Linked DNA regions of Homo sapiens: region 2 is linked to region 1. A link is an interaction called in ENCODE POLR2A ChIA-PET data of the cell type or tissue named here. Cell type or tissue: Panc1. All regions are shown on one strand.

Region 1 (8,000 bases):
AAGGAAAGGCAGACACAGACAGATGTGGGGCAGCCCCGGTGCGGGGAGGCAAGAGTGGACCCAACAGAAGTGGCCTGGCCTGCCTGAGCTGGCCCACCCCCGGAAAAGTGCCTTGGGCAGGGCCTGCAGGGATGGGACTTCCAAGAGCTCTCCTTCCATCCCTACAAACCACGCTCCTGGGGGACTTTCCCCCTGCCTCACCTAGGACTCATTCACGAGAGCCAGCCTTTGGATACCTCTGCCAGCCAGAGTTGTCCAAGAAAAAGCTGTATTATGATATTACCAGAGAGGGAGAGACCTCAGTTCCTCTCCATCTCTGCTGTCCTTCTTTCTCACCCTAGTAGCCCCAAGCTGCTAAGACCAAAGGTGGAAGGAATGGGGAGCAGAAGAGCAAATCAAACCCACCCAGGGTGTGCTGATGCATGGCTTGCAAGCCGCATGGAGGAGGGGGTGGAGCAAGCCTTGATGTGCAGTCTCTGCCCATCCCTGTGGTGTAAATACTCCCACCAGCTTCAAGCTCCCAGCCTGATGCCTCTGAACGCAGGGCTGGAAAAGTCTGCACTTCAGCACACCCTTCACCCCACAGAGGCAATACACACAAACCGCCTCTAAAGAAGAGATGCTAGTAAATGCAGTTGAGAAATCAGGAAGTAATGAGTAGTTGGAGTATGGATTACCTTTGTTGCTAATATAATTCATTAGAAGTTTATGTATTTTTTATGGTGGCTCTGTTGAAAAACAGCAGAGAAGCAGACACTTGGCTCTGGCCCCTGGGGCCTGGCCCCCCCACCCCAGGCCTGCCTTGGCAGAAGCAGGGCAGGAGGCAGAGATGCCCAGTGAGGGGCGCTTGCATTTGGCCAGATTCCTCCCCCTGTGCCTTTGCATCCGCACACAGAGTGCAGAGCCCAGGGCTGCTCCTAGGCCTTTGACTGGCAGGAAGCCGTGCTGTGCAGCCTCTTTTTCTCCTGCCTGCAAGTAGTCTGCGTGACACTGAGACGTGACAGCATACTGGCAGTCCTCACAGCCCTCACTCGCTCTCGGCGCCTCCTCTGCCTGGGCTCCCACTTTGGCGGCACTTGAGGAGCCCTTCAGCCCACCACTGCACTGTGGGAGCCCCTTTCTGGGCTGGTCAAGGCCGGAGCCGGCTCCCTCAGCTTACAGGGAGGTGTGGAGGGAGAGGCGCCAGCGGAACCCGGGCTGCGCGCGGCGCTTGCGGGCCAGCGCGAGTTCCGGGTGGGCGTGGGCTTGGCGGGCCCCGCACTCGGAGCATCAGGCCGGCCCTGCAGGCCCCGGGCAATGAGGGGCTTAGCACCCGGGCCAGCGGCTGCGGAGGGTGTACTGGGTCCCCCAGCAGTGACAAACCACCGGCGCTGCACTCGATTTCTCGCCGGGCCTTAGCTGCCTTCCCGCGGGACAGGGCTCGGGATCTGCAGCCCGCCATGCCTGAGTCTCCCACCCTCTCCGTGGGCTCCAGTGCGGCCCGAGCTTCCCCGATGAGCGCCGCCCCGTGCTCCACGGCGCCCAGTCCCATCGACCACCCAGGGGCTGAGGAGTGCCGGCTCACAGCGCGGGATTGGCAAGCAGCTCCGCCTGCAGCCCCGGTGCGGGATCCACTGGGTGAAGCCAGCTGGGCTCCTGAGTCTAGTGGGGACGTGGAGAACCTTTATGTCTAGCTAAGGGATTGTAAACACACCAATCGGCACTCTGTATCTAGCTCAAGGTTTGTAAACACACCAGTCCGCACCCTGTGTCTAGCTCAGGGTTTGTGAATGCACCAATCGACACTCTGTATCTAGCTCAAGGTTTGTAAACACATCAGTCAGCACCCTGTGTCTAGCTCGGGGTTTGTGAATGCACCAATCGACACTCTGTATCTAGTTACTCTGGTGGGGCCTTAGAGAACCTTTGTGTGGACACCGTATCTAGCTAATCTGGTGGGGCCTTGGAGAACCTTTACGTCTAGCTCAGGGATTGTAAATACACCAATCGGCACTCTGTATCTAGCTGCTCTGGTGGGGCCTTGGAGAACTTTTATGTCTAGCTTGGGGGTTGTAAACGCACCAATCAGCGCCCTGTCAAAACAGACCATTCAGCTCTACCAATCAGCAGGATGTGGGTGGGGCCAGATAAGAGAATAAAAGCAGGCTGCCTGAGTCAGCGGCGACAACTCCTTCGGGTCACGTTCTGCATTGTGGAACCTTTGTTCTTTTTCTCTTTGCAATAAATCTTGCTTACTGCTCACTCTTATGGGTCCACACTGGTTTTATTAACTGTAACACTTATCTTGAAGGTCTGCAGCTTCATTTCTGAAGCCAATGAGACAATAACCCTACTGAGAGGGATCGAACAACTCCTGAAGTGCAGCTTTAAGAGTTGCAACACTCGCACTAAAGGTCTGCAGCTTCACTCTTGAGCCAGTGAGACCACAAACCCACCACAAGGAAGAAACCGAATGCATCCGATACATCAGAAGCAACAGACTCTGGACATGCTGACGTTAAGAACTGTAACACTCACCGTGAGGGCCTGTGGCTTCATTCTTGAAGTCAGTGAGAGCAGGAACTCAAATTCCAGACACAATACTTGGAGCTCTGGAGCTGCCTGGCGGAGGCACACCAGGGAGTCTCAGGTTTTGACAGTTTCACTTGTTTCCTAACAAGCCTCAGCGGGGTTCTGCCCAGGACCGCTGCCTTGGGACCCCCAGATCCCTGCTCCAGTTTCTCTGCAGCTAGCTTTGGTTCTTCTGCAGGTCTCTGCATTCCTCCTCCCTGGCCACGGCTCCCTTCTGCCCTGCTGTGCCCGCTTTTCGCCTTTGGGTGCGCAGGTTTCCTGCGGTGCTGGTTGGAAACGCGGAGTAGGCCCCAGAGCTGTCTGCAGAGGGAGCCTGGCCCCTTCCTCTGTCCCAGGAGGAGGCCCTGACACCCAGGCGCCAGGCCCAGCACGGGAAGGGTAACGCAGAAAGGAAGGCCCGGCGGGGGGCTCCGTCGGCGGGGAGGGCGGGAAGGCCCGGCGGGGGGCTCCGTCGGCGGGGAGGGCGGGAAGGCCCGGCGGGGGGCTCCGTCGGCGGGGAGGGCGGGAAGGCCCCGCGGGGGGCTCCGTCGGCGGGGAGGGCGGGAAGGCCCGGCGGGGGGCTCCGTCGGCGGGGAGGGCGGGAAGGCCCGGCGGGGGGCTCCGTCGGCGGGGAGGGCGGGAAGGCCCGGCGGGGGGCTCCGTCGGCGGGGAGGGCGGGAAGGCCCCGCGGGGGGCTCCGTCGGCGGGGAGGGCGGGAAGGCCCGGCGGGGGGCTCCGTCGGCGGGGAGGGCGGGAAGGCCCGGCGGGGGGCTCCGTCGGCGGGGAGGGCGGGAAGGCCCGGCGGGGGGCTCCGTCGGCGGGGAGGGCGGGAAGGCCCGGCGGGGGGCTCCGTCGGCGGGGAGGGCGGGAAGGCCCGGCGGGGGGCTTCCTCGGCGGGGAGGGCGGGACAGTCCGGTCCAGAGCTCAGCAGCGCCCGCGGCGGCCTGGAAAGGACCTTGCGGACTGGAGAGCCGAGGCCTAGCGCCGCATGGTTGGAGGTGTGCTTTTCCCCTGGCCGGAAGTTGTGCTTTCGCTGCTGGTGTCGGCTTCCCATCGCGAAGCAGTTCTCCATTGGTTCGGACTGGCGGGGCTGTTGTGCTGGGCTGGCCGGGAAGGGCTGGCTCGGGGCCCGCAGGAGCCAGGCCACAAGGAGACGGCCCTGGGAAGCCTTCCCTGTGCCCTGTTCAGGACAGGCGAGCAAAGTCACCTGCAAGTCCTTACCGATCCTCTTCCCCAGCAGGGCCCAGCACCTCCTGCCCTCTTCCCGGGCACCCACGGGCTCCTGGAGGTGGTCCCAGCCAGCACGGGCCCCGCGGCCACGCGTCTCACGGCACTGGGAGCCTCTGCAGCCCCCGCCGCACCCCAAGCCTTGCCCTGAGGCCCCCTCCGCCCACACCCCACCTCTTTCCCCGCGGCCACACCCATCTTTCAGGGGTTTCTCCTTCAAACTCCAGGACAAAAACAGCCGTCCCAAATGTTGGGGACCTACCCAGGTCTCAGGCAGACTCTGCTAGCACTAACGTGCTTCCATTCTCTACCTTGTTCCATAGCTGAGTTTTTCTTCTGCGCTCCAAAGGGACTTTGTGAGGGCTCCCTGCCTCCATCCTACAGAGGAGGTGGCATCCTGTGCCACACATGGTCTCTCTTTGGAGGCTGAAGAAAGTCTGGGATCAAGAGTAAGAGGCACAAGGGCTCCCTGCTCCTCACCCAGAGTGTCTTGAACAGAGCAGTGGGAGAGCAGGGACTCCGTCCAGGCAGGCAGGCCACAAGCCCATGGAAGCCCCATGGCCCCTCCACTCACCTTCCTCTTCTGGCTGTGGTCACTGGTGAGGGGAGACATGAACTAGCGCCTGATTCCAGGTGGAAGGAACCAGGTAGAAGGGGAGGGACAGCCTCCCAGCACAGAGGAGACTAAGAACAAAGTGACCAGCCGGCCAGGTCCAGGTTGGCTGCATGTGGCCAGGCAGCTCACGCTGAGAGGGGACGTCACTCCATCTCTCATTCTGCTTATTCTCTCCTTTAGACGGTTAAAATCTATTTTTAAAATTTTCAACCTAAACATCTTTTAAAGTTCAATGTTTTGTATCATGACCTGGGTCCTAAATGTCAAAAAAAAAAAAAAAAAAAAAAAAAAAACCCTGAATTTTGTTTTGCCATTGCTTATGAACATGAGGGAAAGCAGGCCTCTTGGTTGTTTCATGAACCTTTAAAACATTGAGCAAAAGTTATGTGGTCACAAAATCACACGGTGGTGAGTAAGCTCCGGTGCGAGGTCACCCAAGCAAACATAGCCACGGGGATGACTAAAATGTTCAGGCACCTCTGAAGTGAGTGTCTCAGCTTCAGTTGTTTGCATTTCTTGGCTCTTTTTTTTTTTGCCAGGAAAAGACTCCAACATGTAATCATTTACAGAGAAGAGTCATGTTTCAGCAACATGGAAAAAATGTAAATCAATCTATGAGACTGACCATGGACAAGGACTTTATGTTCCTTATCCAGAAGGAAGGCAGAATTTTCCAACAAAGCTGTGAAATTGTAGGAAAGCATCCAGTCACCAGGTTTCAGAGAGATTTGCTTGTTGGAGATTTATGGCCGATCAGAGAAAACGGTTGGTCAGAGAAAGAGGAAACCCCTCCTTCCAGTCTATAACTTGACCTACTGATTAAAGTTACAGGGTAAAAATGAAGATCTCCCCTGAAGTCAATAATCAATCAAGTAATTAATTCTTAATTGATTAAATTTTCTGTTCATCTGATAAGCATGAGGCCCCAAAAGCAGATGCTAGGCACCATGGGAGACAGATGGGAATTTGGTGTCTCTCTAAGGAGTAGTACTACACCTGCCACGGGTTTCGGAATCCAGAGGACTTCAGATGCATCTAAAGGCATTTTAATTCTTATTAATTATTTAAAAAAGATGTTGGAAAATAGATATATCATTGGCCCATCAAACTTGTGGCTTTTACACGTTTTATTGCTCAACATGGTGCTAAAGTAGATATTTAACTTTAGGCCAGGCACAATGGCTCATGCCTGTAATCCTAGCACTTTGGGAGGCTGAGATGAGCAGATCACCTGAGGTCAGGAGTTTGAGACCAGCCTGGCCAACATAGTGAGACCCCATTTCTACTAAAATAACAAATATTAGCCAGGTGTGGTGGCACATGCCTATAGTCCCAGCTACTTGGGAGGCTGAGGCAGGAGAATTGCTTGAACCCAGGAGGCAGAGGTTGCAGTGACCCAAGATGGTGCCATGGCACTCCAGCCTGGGTGACAGAGTAAGACTTCGTCTAAAGAAAAATGTTTAAAACCAACAGTTTTAAGAAAATAGCAATACTTTTAAAAGTATTTTAAGAAGTAATGTTTTAAATAGATAACAGATACTAAATGCATAATAGTCATATTTTTAAATTAAATAATGTTTAAATAAATAATCAAAAGTTTGAAGGCAGTGTAAATAGGACTAAAATTTAGGAAACACTGAGGTAAGAAGGTACTGCCCTACTCTCAAAGGAGCTTCTAATGAATACCAAGTTAGTAATAGCTGCTGTGCTTTAAATGTGTCCCCCAAATTTCATGTGTTGAAAACTTAACCCCCACATTGATTTGCTGATGATATTTGGAGGTAGGGCCTTTGGGAGGTAATGAGGATTAGATAAGGTCATGAGGGTGCGGCCCCCATGATGGGACTGGTGGCTTCCTAAGGAGAGGAAGAGAAACCTGAGCTGGCGTGCCCATGCCCTCTGGCCATGCGACACCCTCAGCCATGCGACGTTATGATGCAGCAAGGAGGTCCTTACCAGGTACCAGTGCCATGCTCTTGGACTTCCCAGCCTCCAGAATCATAATAATACATACTTTTCTTTGTAAATTACCCACTCTATGGTATTCCATTATAGCAACAGGCAACAGACTAAGACAATTCGCCAATATTTACATAGGATTAACTGTGCCCCAGCTATTACTCTTAGCACTTTATCACTAATCCCGACAACTACCCTATGAAATAGGTGTCCTGTTTCATAGAAGAAACTAAAGCACAGAGAGTTTTATAGGATGAAGATGGAGCACCTGGGTAGGACCAGCCAGGATGATATCCTTTCACCAACACTTGCTGACCATGGGACCCTCTCAAGATCCTCCCTGTGCTCTGTGCCCCCATCTGTAAGGTGAGAAATGAAATGCCTGTCTCCCAGGATTACTTCAAGGATTACAGGAGTTGACACATGGCAGTGCACTTAGCACCTAATAAATGTTAATTAGACCTTTATGCTTAATCCCAAACTCTTGGTTCTTCTCCTTTCTTTGTGGAACAGGCTGTTCTCTCTGCTCCCATTCTCTTTCCCCACCTAAAGAAATTGGCTCCCATCTGTGGGATACCAAGCATCTTAGAAAGTCTGGGTGTGATGCTGGAGGGCTGCTCACCAGTGGTGTGGATACAGGTACACCGTGCCACCTCTCTGACTCTTGGTACGTCAATGGTGGAAGGGAAGGCAGGCTGGCATCAGAATTAAGAGATAAGGCTATGAAACCACAAAGGCCTGGATTTGAATCCTGGCTTCCTCTTTTAGTAGTTGTATATTAGGGTACTGGCTTTACACTCCTGGGCCTCAGTTTCTCACCTTAAAAATGGAGAATGAAAATATTTCCTTCTCGGAAATGCCCTGCCCGTAGCGTCTGTCTCAGTGCTTGCTGGCCTCCTGCACCCACACAGAAGCTGTGCGATTACAGCTGGCTATCCCTGGAAAGCAGGGAGGGTCAGGAACATGGGGAGTCTTCAGAAGATGTTTGTGGAATGAATCCTTTTTAAAAAAATCAATGTTCTTCAGAAAATAACAAGTGTTGGTGAGGATGTGGGGAAACTGGAATCCTTGTGCATTGCTGGTGGGAATGTAAAATGATGCAGCCACTGTGGTAAACAGTACAGTGGTACCTTTAAAATATTAATTATAGAATTTTCATCGCTCCAGCAGTTCCACTTCTGGGTATACACATGAAAGAATTGAAAGCAGGGTCTTGAAGACCCATTTGTCCACCCATGTCCACAACAGCGTTATTCACAGTAGCTAAAACACGGAAGCAACTCAAGTGTTCAGGACAGATAAATGAACAAAATATGGTCCACCCATGCAATGGAATATGATTTAGCCTTAGAAAGAAAGGAAATTCTGACACGTGCTGCAACATGAACGAACCTGGAGGACATCAAGCTCAGTGAAATAAGCCAGACACAGAAGGACAAATACTGCAGGATTCCACGCATACAAGGTATCCAGAGTAGTCAGTTTCATAGAGATAGAAAGTAGAATGGTGGGGGCTGGGGGCAAAGGGGCCAGGGAATGGGGAGATAGTGTGGGATGGAGACAGGGTTTCAATTTGGGAAGATGAGAAAGTCCTGCAGACAGATGCTGGATATGGCTGCACAGCAATGTGAATTACTTAATGCCACTG
Region 2 (8,000 bases), 170 kb after region 1:
GCAGAGGTTGCAGTGAGCCGAGGTCATGCCACTGCCCTCCAGCCTGGGCGACAGAGTGAGACTGTGTCTCAAAAAAAAAAAAAATTCATAGTCCTGGCTTATGGATCAGTGGTGATGGGTGGTGGGTCCGTGGGTGTTTTTTTTGTATTATTAGAAATAAATAAATGAGTAAATTAATAGAAAAGGGCCGTGCATGGGCCAGTGGGGAAGTGTGTGGTGAAGCAAGAATTATGAGTCATCTGATTCTGTGCAACCGAGGCCCATGAATGAAACAGTAAAATAAAGCGTAATTAAGGTGCCAACATAATTTCCTCTCCAACTAGAAAATAAACACTTCATGGCATCCCTAAGAGTTTTGGATTTATTATGATTTTACCTGTTGAGATAAATAATCTGTCACTGTAGGTAGAAATTGAAAGTCTCTTTGGTCTGTTTAATATCTGTGTTAAGCTGTCATACATGCATGTCAGCTGTAATTTATAGAATAATAGAAACAATAATGCCTGGCTTACCATTCTAGAATAAGACACTCTACGCTGACCTTGGGTTTCCTGTGTATGGCTTACAAGATCAGACTGACATGCTAAAATTTGTTTTCGTTTCAGTTATGAAATAATTAAGGACAGGCTTTTTCAGGTCCTTCAGTGTTGTTTAAATGAATGAGAAGGTATGTTTCTTTGACTTTCTGAAACAGGGTTTAAGAAGCATGCAAAACTTAGAAGGAAAACAAGAACAAACTGACTAAGGAAGCATTTTGAATGAGTTCGGGTGCAGTGAAATCCTTCGGTGGGCAACTATTAGATCATTTCTGTGCAATCAAATCTTCTAGACTGAATAAAGATAAGCCAGCTTCATCTTAGAGAAAAAGAAACTTTTTGATATATGAGATAATCACAATGCAGAGGTAGATGAGGGAGAGTTTAAGGGGACGGTTTGCAGAAAAGGCTGTCGAATCCCTAAAAATAACAAGGCACTGCCACAGTCATTGGAAAACTCAAATCCTGAGGTGAGGTAATACTAGGAAAATGCTAAGTTCACTAAAATAGTTTTTTCCGCTGCAGTTTAAACACAAGTTTAGAGAGTATTTTTGTTGCTGATGGTGGTTGGTTTTGTTTTTTAAAGTATATTAAAGAAAAAATAATTCATCTCCTTCTAATAACAACAAAATTGAGACCTCTGTTGCAAGGATGAAATGATGGATTATCTCCTCTCTTTATCAAATCATCACTCTGGAATTAATATAAGAATCATAATCTTATTTACCTAGCTCTGTGTGAAAGTGGTCATCTATCAATATATGTGACATTTCATTCAGTAAGAAAGGAAAGAAACTTGCAACCAACTTTCAGGGAAGAAATAACATTTCCTCTGAACAATTCTAAGGAGGAAGGCAAAGTAGAGTTTCATGTTCTCAATTCTGCTGAAGATATGAATCATCACACCTTTGCTAGCAGTTACATGTCATAAGGGCTTTGAGATGCCAAGTGAGTCAAGCCCATTTGTGACATTTGATAGGCCTACTTTTTATCCATGTGGCACTACAGAATGGATTCAAATCTCACTAGAACAATCTTTCTCTTTCTCTCGCTCAGTCTTTTTCTTCTGTGTTTTTCTAGAGTCGAGAAGTTTTAAAGAGGAGGGGCTAGGAGACCAAACATATCAAAAGAAGCCATGGGGGAGCAAAATCCAAAGGAATCTGTCGCATGTAAAGAGATAATATTTTTGCTTTCTTGTTTTTCCTATAGTTGCTGTCAAGGAGATGAGCCCAAGTAATAAGGAGGATAGGTAGATGACAGGGATGGGGAGAAACTTCAAATTAACATTTTTATTTTAACATGTGTATACCAGACACAAACTATTGAAGCCGAGAGAGGGGTAAATAAGAAATACGAATAGACATGTAGCAGGTAAGGAGATTGAATTGGTAATTAAAAACTTCCTACCAAAAAGCTCAGACTCACATGGCTTCATTGGTGAATTCTATCAAATGCAGAATTAGCAACAATCTCTCATAAACTTTTTTTTTTTTCCTTAGACGGAGTTTCGCTCTTGTTGCCCAGGCTGGAGTGCAGTGGTGTGATCTCGGCTCACTGCAACCTCCACCTCCCGGGTTCAAGCAATTCTCCTGCCTCAGCCTCCTGAGTAGCTGGGATTACAGGCATGTGCCACCACACCTGGCTAATTTTGTATTTTTAGTAGAGATGGGGTTTCTCCATGTTGGTCAGGCTGGTCTCGAACTCTCAACCTCAAGCGATCCGCCTGCCTCAGCCTCCCAAAGTGCTGGGATTACAAGCATGAGCCACCACGCCCGGACCCTCTCATAAACTCTTAAAAAGAGAAGAGGAGGAAACACTTTTCACCTTATTCTATGTCGCCAGTATTACCCTGATACCAAAACCAGTCAAAGATATCATAAGAAAAGTACAAACCAATATCCCTTATACATATCAATACAAACATCCTCAACAAAACACAAACTGAATCCAATGAGATTCATCCAAAGAAGATAAGGATGCTTTAACTTTGAAAAATCAGTCAATGTAATGCACTGTATTAATAGCATGACAACAAAACCACATAGTCATCTGAAGAGATGGGAAAAAAAGCATTTTACAAAATTTAACAATCTTTCATAATACAAACACACAAAAACTAAGAATAGAAGGGAACTTCCTCCACCTGATCAAGGGAATCTACAAACAAACCACACCTAACATTACACATGTGGTAAAAGACAGAATGTTTTTGCCCTAAGGAAGTCCACTCTCACCACTTCTATTCAACATTGCAATGGAGGATCAAGCCAGGACAATTAGACAAGAAAGAAAAGTGAAAGACATCAGATGGGAAAGAAAGAAGTAAAACTATCTCTGTTTGTAGATGACATGATCTAATATTAAAAATTCTAAGCATGCCACAAAATAAACTATTAGGCATATAAAATTAGTTCATTAAGGTTGCTGGGTAGCAGATCAATATACAAAAGTCGGTTGGTTCTATACACTAGCAATGAACAATTTGAAAATAAAAGTAAGAAAATAGTTCCATTTATAATAGTATCAAAAAGAATAAAATATTTTAAGGATAGATTTTTCCAAAAAATTCAAGACTTCTACACTGAAAACTATAGTACAAAACATCATTGGAAGAATTACAGAGGATCTAAATTAATGGAAGACATCTCATGAACATAGATTGGAATACTCAATACTTATTGTTAAGACGGCAGTACTCCCCAAATTGATCTACAGATTCAATATAATCCCTATCATTATCCCAGCTGGCTTTTTTTTTTCGGCAGAAACTGACAAGCTTATTATACAATTCATACGGAAAGGCAAGGCACCAAGAATAACCAGAACAATCTTGAAAAATTAAAACAAAGTTGAAAGACTCACACGTCCTGATTTTAAAGCTTACTACAAAGTGACAGTAAGCAAGACAGTGTGGTACTAGCCGGACATGTAGATCAATGGAAGAGAATTTAGAGTCCAGAAATAAATCCTTATGTTTGTGGCCAATCAATTTTGACAAATAGAGCTACCCTAGAATCCAGCAATCCCACTGCTGGGTATATACCCAAAAGAAAGAAAATCACTATACTGAAGAGATGTCTGCATGCCCATGTTTATTGCAGCACTATTCACAATAGCCAAGATCTGGAAGCAACCTAAGTATCCATCAATAGATGAATGGATAAAGGATATGTGGTACATATACACAATAAAGTACTATTCAGCCATAGAAAAGAATTAGATGCTGTAATATGCATGGGACTGGAGGTCATCATGTTAAGTGAGACAAGCCAGGCACTGACTGACAAACTTTGCATGTTCTCACTCACTTGTGAAAGCTAAAAATTAAAACAGTTGAATTCATGGAGATACAGAGGGGAAGAATGGTTCCCAGAAGGTAGTAAGGGCTGGGGTGGGGAGGACAGAAGGATGGTTAAAGTGTACACAAATATAGTTAGAATGGGTGGGTGCGGTGGCTCATGCCTGTAATCCCAGCACTTTTGGAGGCCGAGGCAGGTGGATCACTTGAGGTCAGGAGTTCGAAACCAGCCTGACCAATATGCTGAAACCCTGTCTCTTCTAAAAATACAAAAATAAGCCGGGCATGGTGGCGTGCATCTGTAGTCCCAGCTACTTGGGAGGCTGAGGCAAGAGAATCACTTGAACCCAGGAGGCGGAGGTTGCAGTGAGCTAAGATCATGCCACTGCACTCCAGCCTGGGTGACAGAGCGAGACTCCATCTACAAAAAAAAAAAAAAAGAAATATATATATTTCTTTTCTATTTATACATATGTATATATATGAATTAGAATATATGTATATATTCTAATATATATATTAGAATGAATAAGATCTAGTATTTGATATCACAACAGGGTGACTACAGTCAACAATAATTTATTGTACATTTTAAAATACCTAACAGATTATAATTGGATTGTTTGTAACACAAAGCTATGACAAATGCTTTAGGAGATGGATACCCCGTTTACCCTGATGTGATTGTTATACATTATATGCCTGTATCAAAATGTTTCATGTACTGCATAAATACATACACCTACTATGTACCCACAAAATTAAAAATTAAAATATTTTTAAAAATTAGGAAATTATTAGACTCATAGATATAATTTTAAATTAGAAATTAGAAAATCAAGCACGGGTGGTTTTATGAGTAGGTCCAGTATTACCCTCCTCTCTCTAGATCTTTTTAACAAATGGTGCTGGGAAAACTGAATATCAACATGCAAAAGAATAAAGTTGGACTCCTTTCTTACATACACAAAAATTAAATCCATATGAGTCATAAACCTTAATGTGAGAGCTAAAACTATACACTCTTAGAAGAAGTACTAAAGGTAAATTTTAATATCCTTGAGTTAGGTAAAGTCTTCCTAGATAAAACAACAAAGCAAAAGTGGCAAATGAAAAAAAAAGATTGATTGGACTTGATCAAAATTAAAAACTTTTGTTCTGCAAAAGACACCATCAGGTTAAAAAAAAAAACCCCACAAAATGGGAAAAATATTTGCAAATCAAATATATTCAGAATAGAAGGGTAACTTGCTTCTAGAATAAGTACAGAACATCTACAACTCAATAATAAAAAGAAAAATAAGCTATTTTTTAAAAAAATGCACAAAGGATCTGAACAGACATTTCTCTAAGAAAGATATATAAATGGCCAACAAGAATATGAAAAGATGCCCAAAAATTATCCACCATTAGGGAAGTGAAAATCAAAACCACAATGAGATATCACTTCACACCCATGAGGATGGCTATAATTAGACAAATAATAGTAAGTATTGGCCAGGCGCTGTGGCTCCCGCCTGTAATCCTAGCACTTTGGGAGGCCAAGGCAGGCAGATTACGAGGTCAGGAGTTCGAGACCAGCCTGACCAACATGGTGAAACCTCATCTCCACTAAAATACAAAAATTAGCCGGGCGTGGTGGTGCTTGCCTGTAATCCCAGCTACTCAGGAGGCTGAAGCAGGAGAATCGCTTGAACCCGGGAGGCGGAGTTTGCAGTGAGCTGAGATCACGCCATTGCACTCCAAATAGAGTGAGACTCCATCTCAAAAAAAATAGTAAGTATTGGCAAGGACACGAAAAATTGGAACCCTCTTAGTTTACCATGGGAATGTAAAATGGTGCAGCCACTTTGGAAAACAGTGTGTCAGTTACCCACAATATTAAACAGAGTTCTTATATTACCTAAAAATTCTACTCCTGGGTGTATACCCCAGAAATCAAAACATATGTCTACGTAACATTTGTACATAAATGTTCATAGTAGCAGCATTTTTTGTAATAGCCAAAGAGTAGAAACAACCCAAATGTCTATCAACTGATGAGTGACTAAACAGAATGTGGTCTATCCATACAAGAGACTATTAGCCACAAAAGCAAATGAAGTTCTTATCCATGGCACGGCGCTAATGACCCCCAAAGACCTTGAAAATGTGAAGTGAAAGAAGCCAGGCGCAAAAGACCACATGCTGTATCAGACCATGGATGCGAAATGTCTGAAAAAGGGAAATCCACAGAGCCAGAAACTAAATTAGTGATTGCCAGGGGCTGGGAGGAAGAGAAAATAGGGAGTGACTGCTCATAGGTGTGGGATATATTTTTTTTGAAGGTGATAAAAATGTTCTAAATTACGTAGTCATGATGGTTACACAACTCTTCAAAAGTATTAAAAAACGCTAAATTTCACACTTTAAAAGAGTGATTTTATGGTATGAATTATACCTCTATAAAGCTATTATGCAAAAAAGTGTGTATTATTTCTCTTTTGTCTCTCCCTCACCCTGTTCCATATATATATATATGTAATTTTTTTTCTGTATTTCTCTATGTCTCCACAACAGTCACTCCATTAAGAAGCATGTTTTACTTACTACTAATGATTAGAGAAAATTCAAGTTCTTCTGTACACAATAGTAAACTTCACCAACTACAACCCAAGCCAAGACATGGTAATTCCTTCTCTTCCCTTTCTCTGGAGACAGATTTTACAGGCTGACATATTGACATATTTCTTTCTTTTTTCTTTTTTTTTTTTTTTTTGTTGAGACGGAGTCTCTCTCTGTCACCCAGGCTGGAGTGCAGTGGTGTGATCTCGGTTCACTGCAACCTCCACCTTCCAGGTTCAAGGGATTCTTCTGCCTCAGCCTCCTGAGTAACTGGGACTACAGGCGCCCACCACCACACCCCGCTAATTTTTGTATTTTTAGTAGAAATGGGGTTTCACCATATTGACCAGACAGGCTGACATATTTCTAAGGGCTGGTGCCTGTGCTGGAAGGTCACATACATTGCAGAGGAGAAGGTGAGAACGTGAAGGTGGCTCAACACAAGTCTTTCCCATAATTAGGAAACCGAGCATGAGTGGCTCCACGAGTGCGTCTAGTGTCACCCTCCTCTGGTGCGTGTGAGTCATTAGCATCATGTCGGCACCTTCACCATGATGGACATGGGAGAGTGTAGGTTTGTGAGTCAGGCGGATGTGTTCTGCAAAATGTGGAGAACCAAACTCAGAATCGCTGGATTCCTGCCAAATGGAATCTCAGCCACATTTTGTGTTTGCTGCTCTCTTAGTTTGGTAGAAAGAGGCCAATCAGGAAAAAAAGGTTATATCAGGAAATATTTTTCTTCAAAACTGAAAGAAGCAAAACAAAAGGAAAATAGATAATTTTAAGCTTCAACTCAACCCAATCTCCTATCCATTCTGGATCCTCAGGAAAAAACAGATTGAGAACCTGTAAAATCCTTCAGAATCCAAGAAAAATTTACTAAAGTAATGTCCACTAAAGGGATGAGTACGTCTTAGAGCAAGTGAGACTGTAGGTTTCCTAATTCCTGGCCTCATAAGTTTCCCACAATATAGCACAGACTCCTCTCCTCATTTCACATAAACTTCCAGAAATTAGAGTTTAAAGGAACAGAAACACGTACACCAAGAAGCATGATTTTCTGCTTACACCTAAATTAGCCCAGAACTTTCACTCATGATGTAGTTTTACTCTGTATGAATGCGTGCGTTGTGTATCTCTACATACACATCCATATGAGTGTTATAATTGCATACATATCTATTAGGTCAAACCATGGGGATTTGCTCATATTGAACACTTTAACCTGTAGAACAGCAATTTCATATGGTTCAACCTAACATGCCTACACAACTGTAAAATTTATATAAGGGGAGTAGATACATTTGATGACTTCAAACCATTACCAAGACTGGGTTTCCAGACTGCTCATAATGAAGGTAATCACTTTATGACATCTATCTTATTTGATGTCCTTTCTTTTTTGCAGAGAATCTGGGCCCATCATGAGCCTGTGATTTGCAGACCTTGTTTCAGGGTTTGCTTCATGTCAGAAGGTGATGCGGCTTTATGAAGGAGGGAAGAGTGAACTCAAGAGTAGTGATGAAATGTGTTAAAGGGTGATTGGCAGACTCTTATGCAAA

The links. ChIA-PET counts read pairs that join two places held together with the same protein. Peaks named below come from ENCODE experiments on the same cell type or tissue, not always from the same donor. Only the 100,000 strongest peaks of a DNase experiment are listed, where the experiment ranks them.
Region 2: POLR2A ChIA-PET joins it to region 1 with 13 read pairs; 2 of 35 experiments call an interaction of 5 or more read pairs at or near these places.

What each region holds. Positions count from the first base shown.
Region 1 is chr6:419,755-427,754 of GRCh38, reverse strand. No RefSeq gene overlaps it. Among named protein-coding and RNA genes, the nearest start is that of IRF4, 32 kb to the right of the region's middle. In Panc1, no CTCF peak of the experiment used is centred here; a DNase peak (open chromatin) is centred at 4,854; H3K27ac peaks cover 278 bases.
Region 2 is chr6:245,558-253,557 of GRCh38, reverse strand. No RefSeq gene overlaps it. Among named protein-coding and RNA genes, the nearest start is that of DUSP22, 43 kb to the left of the region's middle. RefSeq lists an enhancer at 1,365-1,434. In Panc1, no CTCF peak of the experiment used is centred here; no DNase peak of the experiment used is centred here; H3K27me3 peaks cover 1,374 bases.